2 separate regions of the Mus musculus genome follow, and region 1 is linked to region 2. The links are chromatin contacts, found by Hi-C or POLR2A ChIA-PET in ENCODE. All regions are on one chromosome and are shown on one strand. The core of a region is the stretch at or near the end of the contact, and the rest is flanking DNA. Distances in the headings are between cores, read along the strand shown. Region 1 holds the start of Abcc10 (ATP-binding cassette, sub-family C (CFTR/MRP), member 10). Region 2 holds the start of Tjap1 (tight junction associated protein 1).

Region 1 (5,667 bases), core at 3,053-5,552, 45 kb after region 2:
ATCTCCTGGTTGCTGGCCATGATTCGGGTGGCAATCACTTTGTTGACAGGTACCAGCAGCAGCGCCAAGACCAGCCCAGCCAGGAAGGCCATGCCCACCTGCTGGTACAGCAGGTAGAGAGTGATGGCCAGCTGCAGAGGCAGGCCCCAGGCCTCATGGAAGCTGCCAGCAAAGTTGAGCAGCCTCTCGGAGTCGGTGCCTAGTAGGTTCAGGACCTCCCCGGTGGGAGGGCGGCTGGGCCCAAGCTTCAGGGCTTTGCGGTAGAGGGTGCTCAGCACAGCCACTCGTGCCTGAAGTGTCACTTTACGGACCTCATACCCATACTGATTCTGCAGCACAGCACTTATCACAGTCCCACCAGCCAACCCCAGGACATAGAGCAGGCCGTGGCTTAGAGGCTCTTGACCTTCCTCCAGGAAGCCCACCAGGAGGGAGAGCAGCAGAGGCCCGGAGAATCCCAGCATGGTCCCCACCATCTTCAACAGTCCAAGGGCCAGGTAGCAACATCCAAAGGCCCTGTACAGGGCCCTCCACAGTTGGGCCCCCTCCTTCCAATGTGCTTGGAAAACTCGGGCCAGGAAGGCAGGATGCAGCCTGCGGGGGAGGCGGCAAGTGTCCCGGGGCTGCTGGAGCTCTCCTCGGACTCCACGAGCAAGCAAGGGTGCCAACCAGGCATAGGAAAAGCGTGACAGCCAACTCTCTCCATCTTCAGCTACCTCTGTTTCTTGACTCTCAGAGGACAGGAAGGGATCATGAGTCCAGGGCTCTTGTGGTCCCCCAGGGGCTGCCCAGCCCAACCCATAGGCCAAGACTGCTGCCAGTTGCAGAATGAGAAGACACACACGGCCCAGAGGTCCTGGGAGAAGTGGGGGCAGAAATGTACCTCGCTGGCAATGCCACAGCAGAGTTAGTACCAGGGCCGGGGTTGGTAGAAAGGCTGCCAGAGCCAAGGCCAAGGGTCCACGGGAACGGCCATGAGGGGAATGAACCAGTGCCCACAGGGCCAGGCTGTGGGTGAACCAGGCCACAGCTGTCACACACCCTGCTAGCACCTCTAGCCATAAGGGCCCTGGGCGTGACCCTGGAGGCAAAACAACTGGAAGGAGGTCTAGCAGTGGGAAGATGGAAAGGAGGAAGGATGCTGCGAGTCGGAGGCGCCAGCCAGGATTGAGAGCTGGGGAGTGATTGGTAGTCCTGGGAAAGAAAGAGAAGAAAAGAAGACCGCAGATCATGGTGACTCATGGCTCAGACACACCCATCACCTTCAACCAGCGGGAGGAGGTAAATTCCCTTTCTGGTCTGCACATGGCACTCCTGCCCTCCTTACAAAGCCTCTCCTTACAGGAAGCCTTCCTAGATTGCCCAATCCATTTTCTAATTTGCCCACAGGTTTTCTGATTCATTCTTTTGCCACAGGTACAAACAAGCCTGAGTTAAGGTTGTATGTACTGTGAAGATTCCAATGAGAAAAACCCACGAATTTTACACAAAGATACACACTTTTTATAAAAAGGGTCCACAAGAGAGTGCCTGAAAGTCACCTGAAACCTCCTAGGGAAACATTTACTTACCTGCAGCTCTTGTCCTGTAACAGGAGAACCTACATTTAAAAAAGTCTCAGAATATTCTACTCCTGTCTTTTCCCTAATTGTAAGAAGTGGTGTACATCACTGTGTGACCTCTCAGCTCAAGAGGAACTTCTTTCAGTTCTGCCTATTTCCTCTTAACATCACAACTGTTTTTCATAAACAACAACTGCCACAACAAAAGGTTTACATTAAGAATCAAAAACAAGAAACCAAGCCGGGCTGTGTTGGCGCGCGTCTTTAATCCCAGCACTTGGGAGGCAGAGGCAGGTGGATCTTTGAGTTTGATTCCAGCCTGGTCTACAGAGTGAGTTCCAGGAATAGTCTGGCTACACAGAGAAATCCTGTCTGGGAAAAAAAAACAAACACAGGGGCTGGAGAGATGGCTCAGTAGTTAAGAGCACTCGCTGCTCAAGGACAGCTGAGTTCAGTTCCTAGCAGCCATGTCAGAAAGCTCACAACTGCCTACAACTCCAGCTCCAGAGGCTCCTCTATCCTCTTCTGAACTCCACAGGCATTTGTGGACACACACACACAATACACTTGAACAATGGAAACAGCCTTTAATCACAGCACTAGTGAGGCAGAAGCAAGTGGTCAGTTTGAACTCTGTGAGTTCAAGGTCAGCCTGGTCTACTTAGCAAGGTCTAGGCCAGCCAGTGCTATATAGTAAGATCCTGGGCGGGGAGGGGGGAACCCTCAAATATCTCAAATATAGGCTGGGTGTGGTGGAGTACACCTGTAACATCAGCAGTTGGGAGCTGGGTCAGGAGGGCCATAAACTCAAGCCAAATTTGGGCTATTTAATACCTCATCTCAACACCCTTCTCCCCTCAAAGAGAATCAAACACAGGGTCAGTCGTGACGGTACAGACTTGTCATCCCAGGACCAGGTAGGGTGGAGATGCAAAAGATTTCCAAGGCTACATAGCAAAGCTTTGTCTTACAAAAAAAAAAAAAATCAAAGAGAAAAAAGTTATAGCAGTGACTATCAGAATGCATTTCCAAGTTCACATAAAAGAAAACTGGGTTGGTAGAGATGTTCTTGCAGAGGATCTGAGGTCAGTTCCGAGCACCCATATGATAGCTCACTGTCCTCTGTAACACTAGTTCCAGGGCACCCAATGCCATCTTTTACCCGACATGCATGTAGCACATATGAATAATTGCTGTCGAACACTCTTATGCATAAAACTCTTCCAGTATTTTTAAAAAGAATGAAATTGGGGCTAGAGAGACAGCCGGGCAGTTAAGAGCACTGGCTGCTCTTACAGAGGACCAAGGGTTCAGTTCCCAGCACTCACATGGCAGCTCATGGCTGTCTGAAACTCCAATTCCAGGGGATCTGATGCCCTCCCCTCTGGCCTCCTCAGGCATTGCACCCAAGTGGTGCACAGTCATACAGTTGGGCAAAATCAATCAACCAACTGATCAAAAAAGCAGAGGGTGAGGCTGGAGCCATATTTCTTTAATCCCAGTACTTAGAAGGCAGGAGCAGGCAGATCTCCTTGAGTTCTAGGCCGGGCATACAGAATGACACCCTATTTCAACAACACAAAACAACTCAACTGAGTCTGTTAAGCTCTTTGCAGTCCTAAAAAATGTTTATCTATAAACTAGACACTTTAGTTCCTTTTGTTCCCTCTCATGTGGCCCAAGCTGAGATCCCTCTGCCTCTAGAAAAGCTTAGACTAGACCACCCCTTTTTTTTTTTTTTTTTTTTTTTGACAGGCGCTCTCTTATTAGCCCTGCCTGGCCTGGAACTCACTTTGTAGACCAGGCTGGCCTTGGACTCACAGGCATCCATCCACCTGCCTCTGTCTCCCAAGAGTTGGGATTAAAGGCTTCACATGCCTGACCTGAGCAGGCTTGCTGTGGGTGTCTGTACTAACCTCTTCTAGGCTTTTGCTTCATTCTGCAAAAGGGACAGAAGGACTTAACTTGGCCATCCAAGAACTAAATATAAAATCAAGGCGAGTGTAGCACCAACACCTCACAACACAAAGCCAAGTTAGTTCTAAGATTTTGATTTCGTTACTCTTCTTCCTACAGCTTCTCTCCAGCAGAGTCTACATGGGCTTTTAGCCTAGGGATAGCAGGGCTTGCTGGATGGAAGTGGCGTGCCACTGGCCCTATACAAGCATCCTTTTTTTTTTTTTTTTTTTTTTTTTTTGCTAAAACGTTTATCTAAGTTTGCCTCCAATTCATGGCAGCTCCACTAGGACATTTAAAACTCTGCAAGAGAGATGCATTGGCAACTTTAAGGATATGACAGGCGCCGCACTCGGTGTTTAAACGCCTTGTGTCATTGAACCCGCTCAAAACTGCGGAGACTCCGAGAAGGTAGGTGGCTTGCTCAACTGAGTGCGAACAGTCAGCTTTTATTCTGCTTCTGCCCTACAGAGACCTCGCAATCCCAGGGACATCTGGGAGCGATGTGAGTTGGTGCCTCGTTGCAGTCTCACCTTGGGGTGCCCAAGTGGCAGGCACTGAGGACGGCGAGGAGCGCGTGGGGAAGGGCGCTGAGCACCAGCTGGGTGAAGCAGTGGCCCGTCGTGTCCCCTTCCCACAGCGGGAGCGGCCGCGCCGCGTCCGTGCCACACAGCTGGGCCAGGAGCCCCTCCATAGACACCTCACCCGGGCGGAAGCCAAGAGTGACAAGGCTCGGGGACTGAGTCCCCCGCTGAATCCCCGCCCCCTAGGCGGGACCGCCCCTTGCTTCCGCTTCGAGCTAGAGCCCGCCCATTCTTGAGGTACTTCCGGGGCTGGAGAGGAAGTCGCTGTCCCCGGGGCAGGCCAGTTTCTAGATCCTGGTACTTACGTTCACCCTCCTGTCTCCCGCACTTGGAAACCTAAGCGCCTTTGAGCTGTTTTAATATCTCAAGTGTTTGTGGGTGAGAAAGGACGCGCTGCCAGGTCAGGGTGCTGCGCCACGATGCTAGGGCCCTCTAGAGGCAGGAAGACCTGTTAACGGGTGCTGTTCGCAGTTTTTGGTTATTTTCGCCCATGGGGGTAAGGATGCTCTAACGCGTGCCAGCCTCTGCGCGTGCGTACAGCTCTGCCTCGGGGAGCTGTCCCGGGAGCGCGATGGTGTTTGCGCACGTTTCTGTCTTTTGGCTTGCGCAGTGACCCACCCAGTCCTGTCCTTGTGCAAATTCATTAAGACCCTGGCACGTGGAGCGCTCGCTCTCGCTTACCTATTGCATACTAGTTGACAAATGCACAGCGTTTAAAGAGCTGGAAATCCAAACATGCCTGCCACGCTGAGGAATGCTTGAGGACAAAAGGCTATTCCTGTATCCTAAGGCTACAAGATCTTGAAAGTATCCAACTTACTTGAGCCTTGGTTTTTTGTTTTTTGTTTTTTTTTTTTTTGGCTTTTTTTTTTTTCGATTGAGATGATAATACCAACCCAAGTATTGTGAAATTTGTATAATTTAAAATGTTTATGTCAAGGCCTTAAAATGTTTATGTCTAAAGCTGTGGCTCAAAGATTAAGAAGAGTGCTTCCTGCTCTTGCACAGGACCTGGATTTGATTTCCAGCACCCGTGTAAGAAGGCTCCAGCTCCAGGGATCCAAGGCCTTCTTGGTCTCTGTAAGCACCTGCACACACATACATATAAACTTTAAAAAAAAAGTGTTCAGGTCACGTGCTTTGCTTAGTCATTCCTAAATATTTCAGAGTGATGGGAAGAACGGAAACTTTTGGTTATCCAGATAGATGTTGGTTCGGACCCTGACCCACCAATTTTAGCAGCGCGATGAGATTAGTTTCATTTTAGCTTTATGTTTGCAAGGTGTATATTGGTACTGACTTCATGAGAGTGTTCAGTGTTGTGGGAATAGTTTGGGTTTTTTTCCCCCCAAAATATTTGCCTTCAGAAACTGAAGACCTTGAAACCAAATTAAAGATTTGAGACATTTAAAATTATGTACCTGTCTTGTTTCCCTACTGTGTATTCAATCTGTTTAAATTTATTTAAAAATATTTCTAGAAGAAAGTCCTTATTCCTTTCACATGCCATGTTTTCTGATATATATATATCCCTTATTAATCATACACACAGTACACAGATAAAT
Region 2 (5,498 bases), core at 31-2,530:
AAATGCCAAAGCAGACATGCACCAGGAGTGAATTCGGGAGCTGCTCATAGAAATGACCTAAACGTCGGTGAACCCCATCAGAAAGTTGATTGTGACTCCCCATCGTCTGCCACCCACCGCAGGTCTACTACTTCCAGGCAGAATGGCACATTTGACAACTTGAGGGGGAAAATGGAAGAAGACATGGTAACACAAACAGGGAGCTGCTTTGTGACAAGAATCCGCCAGAATACTTTCAGCTCACTCTGCATAGAGAGTTCCAGGCCAGGAAGAGCTACCCTGTGAGACCCTATCTCAAAAAACAATAAACAAAACAATTAAGAAAGGAAGACTATTTTTAGTGGACCGTCTACTTGCCCAGAGTTGTTTATACAGCTGAAGGCAAGCAACACTCAACTCTACACCAGCTCCCACAAGGTAGCCAGCAGTCTTACCAAACACCAACTAAAGATCACAGTCAAAACAAAAAACAAAAAAACAAAAAACAAAAACCTCTGTAGAAGAGCAAGCAAACTTCTCGGATTAACTGATTCACCAAATCCATGGATCCTCTCCCAGGGAGATTATCGCTCAAAACCCTGCCTCTGCAAACCATCTTACCCGCTCTGGGGTTGGGCTGGGGCAAGTTGCTACCTCTTCTTTCCAAGCAGGCAATGTGATTTCTTCCAGTCCCTGGGGCCCTTGGGTCTTCAAGCTGAAATGGGGGCAGACGTTGCTATAGGGGCTATGGGTAAGGCTAATCTAAGCCTGGAAGAGGGTCACACGACTGGCTTCGGTCCCCTCCTTGGGAGACCCGCCCTGCACGCTCCACATCTCACTCCTACCCCTTCCCGACTACGAGAGCCATCTCCCCTCCCACCGGCCTGGGGGAGTCAGGCCTCTGCCTCGCGCTCCAGGCTTCCTTACTCTGAGAGAAGTAACTTTTTCAATCCGTGAGCGATTGCTCCTCCAGAAGCCGAACCACACCTATTTCTGGCTACCCCCCACCCCCGCCCCATCTCCTCCCCTAGGGCTGCCACCAAATTCCAGGCTCCCTCCCCTCCGCCCCCATCGGCATTTTTTTTTCTTTCCGCCTCCAACCCTCCTCCATCCTGGCATCCTAGTTCTCCACCTCGGAGCTGTTCCCTCCCTCCATCTCTACTCCATGCTAGAGTTCCGCAAACCCCCTCAACTCTCGCCACCCAGCGCGACTACTCAAAAATCCCACAACAAACTTTCTGCCGGGGCCTCTCCTTCAGGCAGCCATCTTGCCGCGGGGCAGGCCGGGTAGGGGCCTGGACCGCGGGAATCCCCACGCACCGGGCGCCGTGCGTCATCGGAGGGGCGGGCCTGGGGGCGGGGCCTCGGGGTAAAGCGTTAGGACTCCTGGTGATGCTGGGAAAGTGGGAATCTCCTCCTTTGCAGACCTGGTAAGGGAAGAAGGAAGTCGGTGTTGGAAGTAGGACTCAACAGTGAGAAAGGGGAAAAGGCTGGTACTGTGGGAAAAAATAGAGAACAACGCTTAAAAAATACAAGATGCTTCGTATACAAAGAAAAATACCAACACACCCCTCCACGTACCCCGACTCTCATTGCCACTCCCACCCATCAGGCCTCATTGGCTGGCCTTGGAATGTGAACTCACTTTGTACCTTGAACTCACAGAGAGCCTCTGGCTTCTGACTTCAGGGTGCCACACAAGGCAAAGGAAAATGCCAGCTTTTCATCTCAACGGAAGATAACGCACGACCCAGTCTCTACCACCCTTTTCAACCGTGCTTCCCACCTCTCCCAAAAGTCTTCAGGTTCTTAAATTGTCTTGTGTTATCAGAAAATCAAGCCTTGAGATCTGCAATCCAGTTCCTCCACTCAGGAGGTCAATTTTATACTGTTTTTGGAGGGAGGGGAGAGTCAGCCCAGGCTGACTTCAAATTCATTATGTAGCCCAGGCAAGCATCGAGACGCACCTGGTATTACGGGTATTAGACGGTAGGCCCAGTTTTCAGTTGCCATTCTTAAACTGTCAACGCTTCCAAAAAGCCTTCTCTTTGAAGCTCCTTTTACTAGACGGCTCTAACTAGTTACACCGAACTTTATAACAGATATCCTGTACCATAATTATTTATGAGTTTACTTTATGTGTATGTGCCCACGTCTCTGTATGTGCATGCAGGAGCCTGTAGAGGTCAGAAAAGGGTATGGCATCACCGGGAAATGGAGTTATAGGCAGTTGTGAACCACCATGTAGGTGCTGGGAGCTGACCTTGGGTCCTCTGCAAGGGCAGCAGATGCTCTTCACGGCTGAGCACCTCTCCGGTTCCAGAGTTGTTGTTTTACTTGCTGCGTCCCTTTGCCCTAACGTCTCTTCAAGTCAAAGAGCACGTGTGGATGTCCCATAGCAGGTGCACAGCCCACAACAGTGGTTAGGCAGCAGGTTTTCCTGGGGCCTGCTAAGCATGTTGAGGCTTCCGGCTTTCTGTTTCCTGTGGCTGGAATGTTCTCCTTCTAGGGAGTCACCAACAGGTGTGTCCTTGTTCAAATGATCACGTCTGTGGTCATTCAGGATCCCAGTCACACACACACACACACACACACACACACACACCCAACTGCTTCATTTAACGTTTACTCACATGGAGACCATTATTATCTGACATCATATTAAATCTTTCTTTGTTTACTGACCATCTGTCCTACTATCATGAAAACTCCTAATTTTTTTCCTCATTCAGCACAGTGCCCTTAGTGTCTAAATTGTTTGCACCAAAGTAGGTACTCAGTAAAGATTTGTTATTCAATAAATGATCTGGAAGTGAGTGGCTGGAAGATTCTGGAATCTAGCAGTGGGAAAGAAGAGTCATGCCCCACCCCCCGCCCCAAGACACCTCTGGGCCCTGGCGGGGATGGTGGCAAGGCCAAACCCTGCAACAAAGGAGAACCTGAGAGGGGAGTCAGCTGGAAGTCTGCCTCTGTGTCCTCAGGGAGCACGGCCCTTTTGAAAAGACTCCAGGACTAGAAGAAGCCAGGTAAAGGAAACAGGGAGGACTCGTGGCCAACCAGTTTGCTCTGACCTAAAGACATCAATCTACCCCAAGCCCAGGCCCCGCTTGACCAGATGGTTCCGGAGAAGCCTCAGCATCTGTCCCTCCATAAATTATCCAGCTCTCCTTCCTGCCAGTCTTCTCTGGTGACAGCCGGAACAATCGTCCAGGAATTCCATCTGCTACTCCTGCGAGGTCCCCTCTATAGCTCATCAACATTTCATAGCACAGAGGTGTCCCATTTCCCTGGCCCAAGATGGGAGCTGGGTCAGTCCCTGGGTGAGCTGGTTTCTACTACCCTCCCCAGTCAGCACACACAAATAAAACCTCCCAGAGGATCCCAGGTCTCTAGAGGACAGAGTCCCACATCCTTTTCTTTTTTTGTTTGCATTGTTTTATTATTTTAAAAAAATCAACAAAAACAAAACAGGGTCTCTCTACATAGCTCCAACTGTCCAGGAACTCACTATGAACACCAGACTGGCTTCAAACTCAGAAGTACACGGACCTCTGACTCCCCAGTGCCCCAATTGGCGGTAAGCAACACAGTGCCTTGCTGGAATCCCACACTATATTTCCCATCACCCCCTGTGCTCTTCTATCACATATAGTTTCGAAAACAAGATTACACTGATAAAATTGATCACATAGTTTTTTTTGTTTTGTTTTGTTTTTTTTTATGAAACTCGAAATAAGGGGCTGGAGGTGTAGCTCGGGGGTAGCTTTCATAACAATTATAACTTGGTATAATTAAGAACCTGTTTCAATCCTTCCCACCTAAAACAGGACAAACTGGCTCCTGACCATTACACAGCTCCATTCGGTTCCCTTTAAACTGCTCACTCAGCACTTTTAAAATGTGCCGTTTGCTGAGAGAGGATAACACAGGCTCAAAATGAAGATAAATTGACTTAAAAAAAAAGTTTATAAACAAAACCTTTAGCCAGATGATAGTGGTGCACGACTTTTATCCCAGTACTCTAGAGGCAGAAGCAGGTGGATCTGTGTACATTCAAGACCAACCTGGTCTACAAACGATGTTCCAGGACAGGAAGGGCTGTTGTACAGAGAAAACTTATTTGAAAATAAGTAAATAAATAATATCACAAGCTCAGAATTTGAATCCAGGAGGCTGCTGTACCCCCTCTTTGTGACGTTGGTTGGACACAGAGAACACCTGAATTAGCTCAGTTCCCTGCTACAGAGAGGCATTGAAGATTGTTTCAGAGCCAGGTGTGTTCTTGCATCCCTAGAGCTGTACCACGTGGGTGGGGAGAAGGGGCCTGGAAGGATGGAAGTAGAGACAGCACAAGATGATCAAGAGCATTCTAGGCTGCGCAGAGTTAAAGACAAGCCTAAGTTCCATGAGCCCCTGTCTCAAAACCTGAAACCCAACAAAAAAGATCATTTCAAAAGATAATGATCAGTTAATTTCCTAAAGTTTCAGTTGTCCATAGCTCCTTCCTAACTTCCTTCTAATGAAATCTATGGTGCATAAAGTTTTGCTACATACATTGTCTTTTTCCAACCTTAGGATATTGAGTTTGTCGGAAGGTTAAGAAATATAATTTTAGCTGTGTATGAAGGTATTGCAGCAGCAAAAGAAAGCCAAAAGCAAAGCAGGAGAAATGAAGAGAGGCCACAGCTCCTCCAGGAGCCCAAGCCCACACCTGGGTATGGCGCACTTCAAGTGACTTTCTTAGCGAAGACTAAACATGTCTTCAGTAATGTCAACATCCAAGAGATGGAAGCAGAAAGATCGCGGTGATTTCAAGGACAGTCTGGCTTCCATAGACAGCTTCAGCCTGTGTTACGCTGTGAGGCCCTCACGTGTGTACAGCATACACAGACTTAGGGGACATTATGGTAAGCGAGCTAGTCGAGGACAACAGGAGCCCACCCTGGTGTCACAGGCCGGTAAATCACAGCTACTAGGGATCCTGAGGCACAGAGATCAGATCACAAGGTCAAGGGCAGCTTGCGTGACTTAAAGCAGAAAACACAAAAGGGGATAGAGGATGTAGCTCAACAGTAGGGTACTTGCTGGTCACATGGGAGGCTCCCAGCACTATAAATAAATAAATAAATAAACAAATAAATACACAACTGCTGTTATTTTAGTGACCTAGTAGTCACATTTATAGAGATAGAAATGGATGGAGGCTCCCAGCACTATAAACAAACAAACAAACAACTGCTGTTATTTTAGTGACCTAGTAGTCACATTTATAGAGATAGAAATGGATTCTGTTTGGCTATGCAGGCAGCAGTAAGGCTGGATGATTCTGTCCCATCTCTGCCAAATCAGCAGGCCTTCCCCCACCCCCAACCCCCAACCCCCACCCCCTATCCACTCCAGGTCAGTGTGTGAGACTTGGCCTTGGAAATTCTGCTCTCTTGTAAACTCAACAGTTGTTTCTACAGGAAAAGCAGAAAAAGGGGCTCCAGGTTCCAGAAGCATCCGGGAATGATACCTGG

What was found. A loop is a pair of places that touch in the nucleus more often than their neighbours do. ChIA-PET counts read pairs that join two places held with the same protein, here RNA polymerase II (POLR2A).
Region 1: a map of left cerebral cortex shows a loop between it and region 2 (6-fold over the local background). The contact joins the promoter of Abcc10 here to the promoter of Tjap1 in region 2. A Hi-C loop is called at or near these places in 1 of 37 maps with a recorded cell type or tissue (left cerebral cortex). POLR2A ChIA-PET finds 5 or more read pairs at or near these places in 3 of 5 experiments (Patski and embryonic stem cell).

The regions. Positions count from the first base shown.
Region 1 is chr17:46,323,721-46,329,387 of GRCm38, forward strand. Abcc10 (ATP-binding cassette, sub-family C (CFTR/MRP), member 10) reads right to left here and starts at 4,303. Exons shown (of 21, transcript NM_170680.2): 1 at 4,052-4,303; 2 at 1-1,194. The coding sequence starts at 4,212.
Region 2 is chr17:46,281,746-46,287,243 of GRCm38, forward strand. It overlaps Tjap1 (tight junction associated protein 1), which reads right to left and starts at 1,281. Exons shown (of 10, transcript NM_001252474.1): 1 at 1,215-1,281; 2 at 601-694.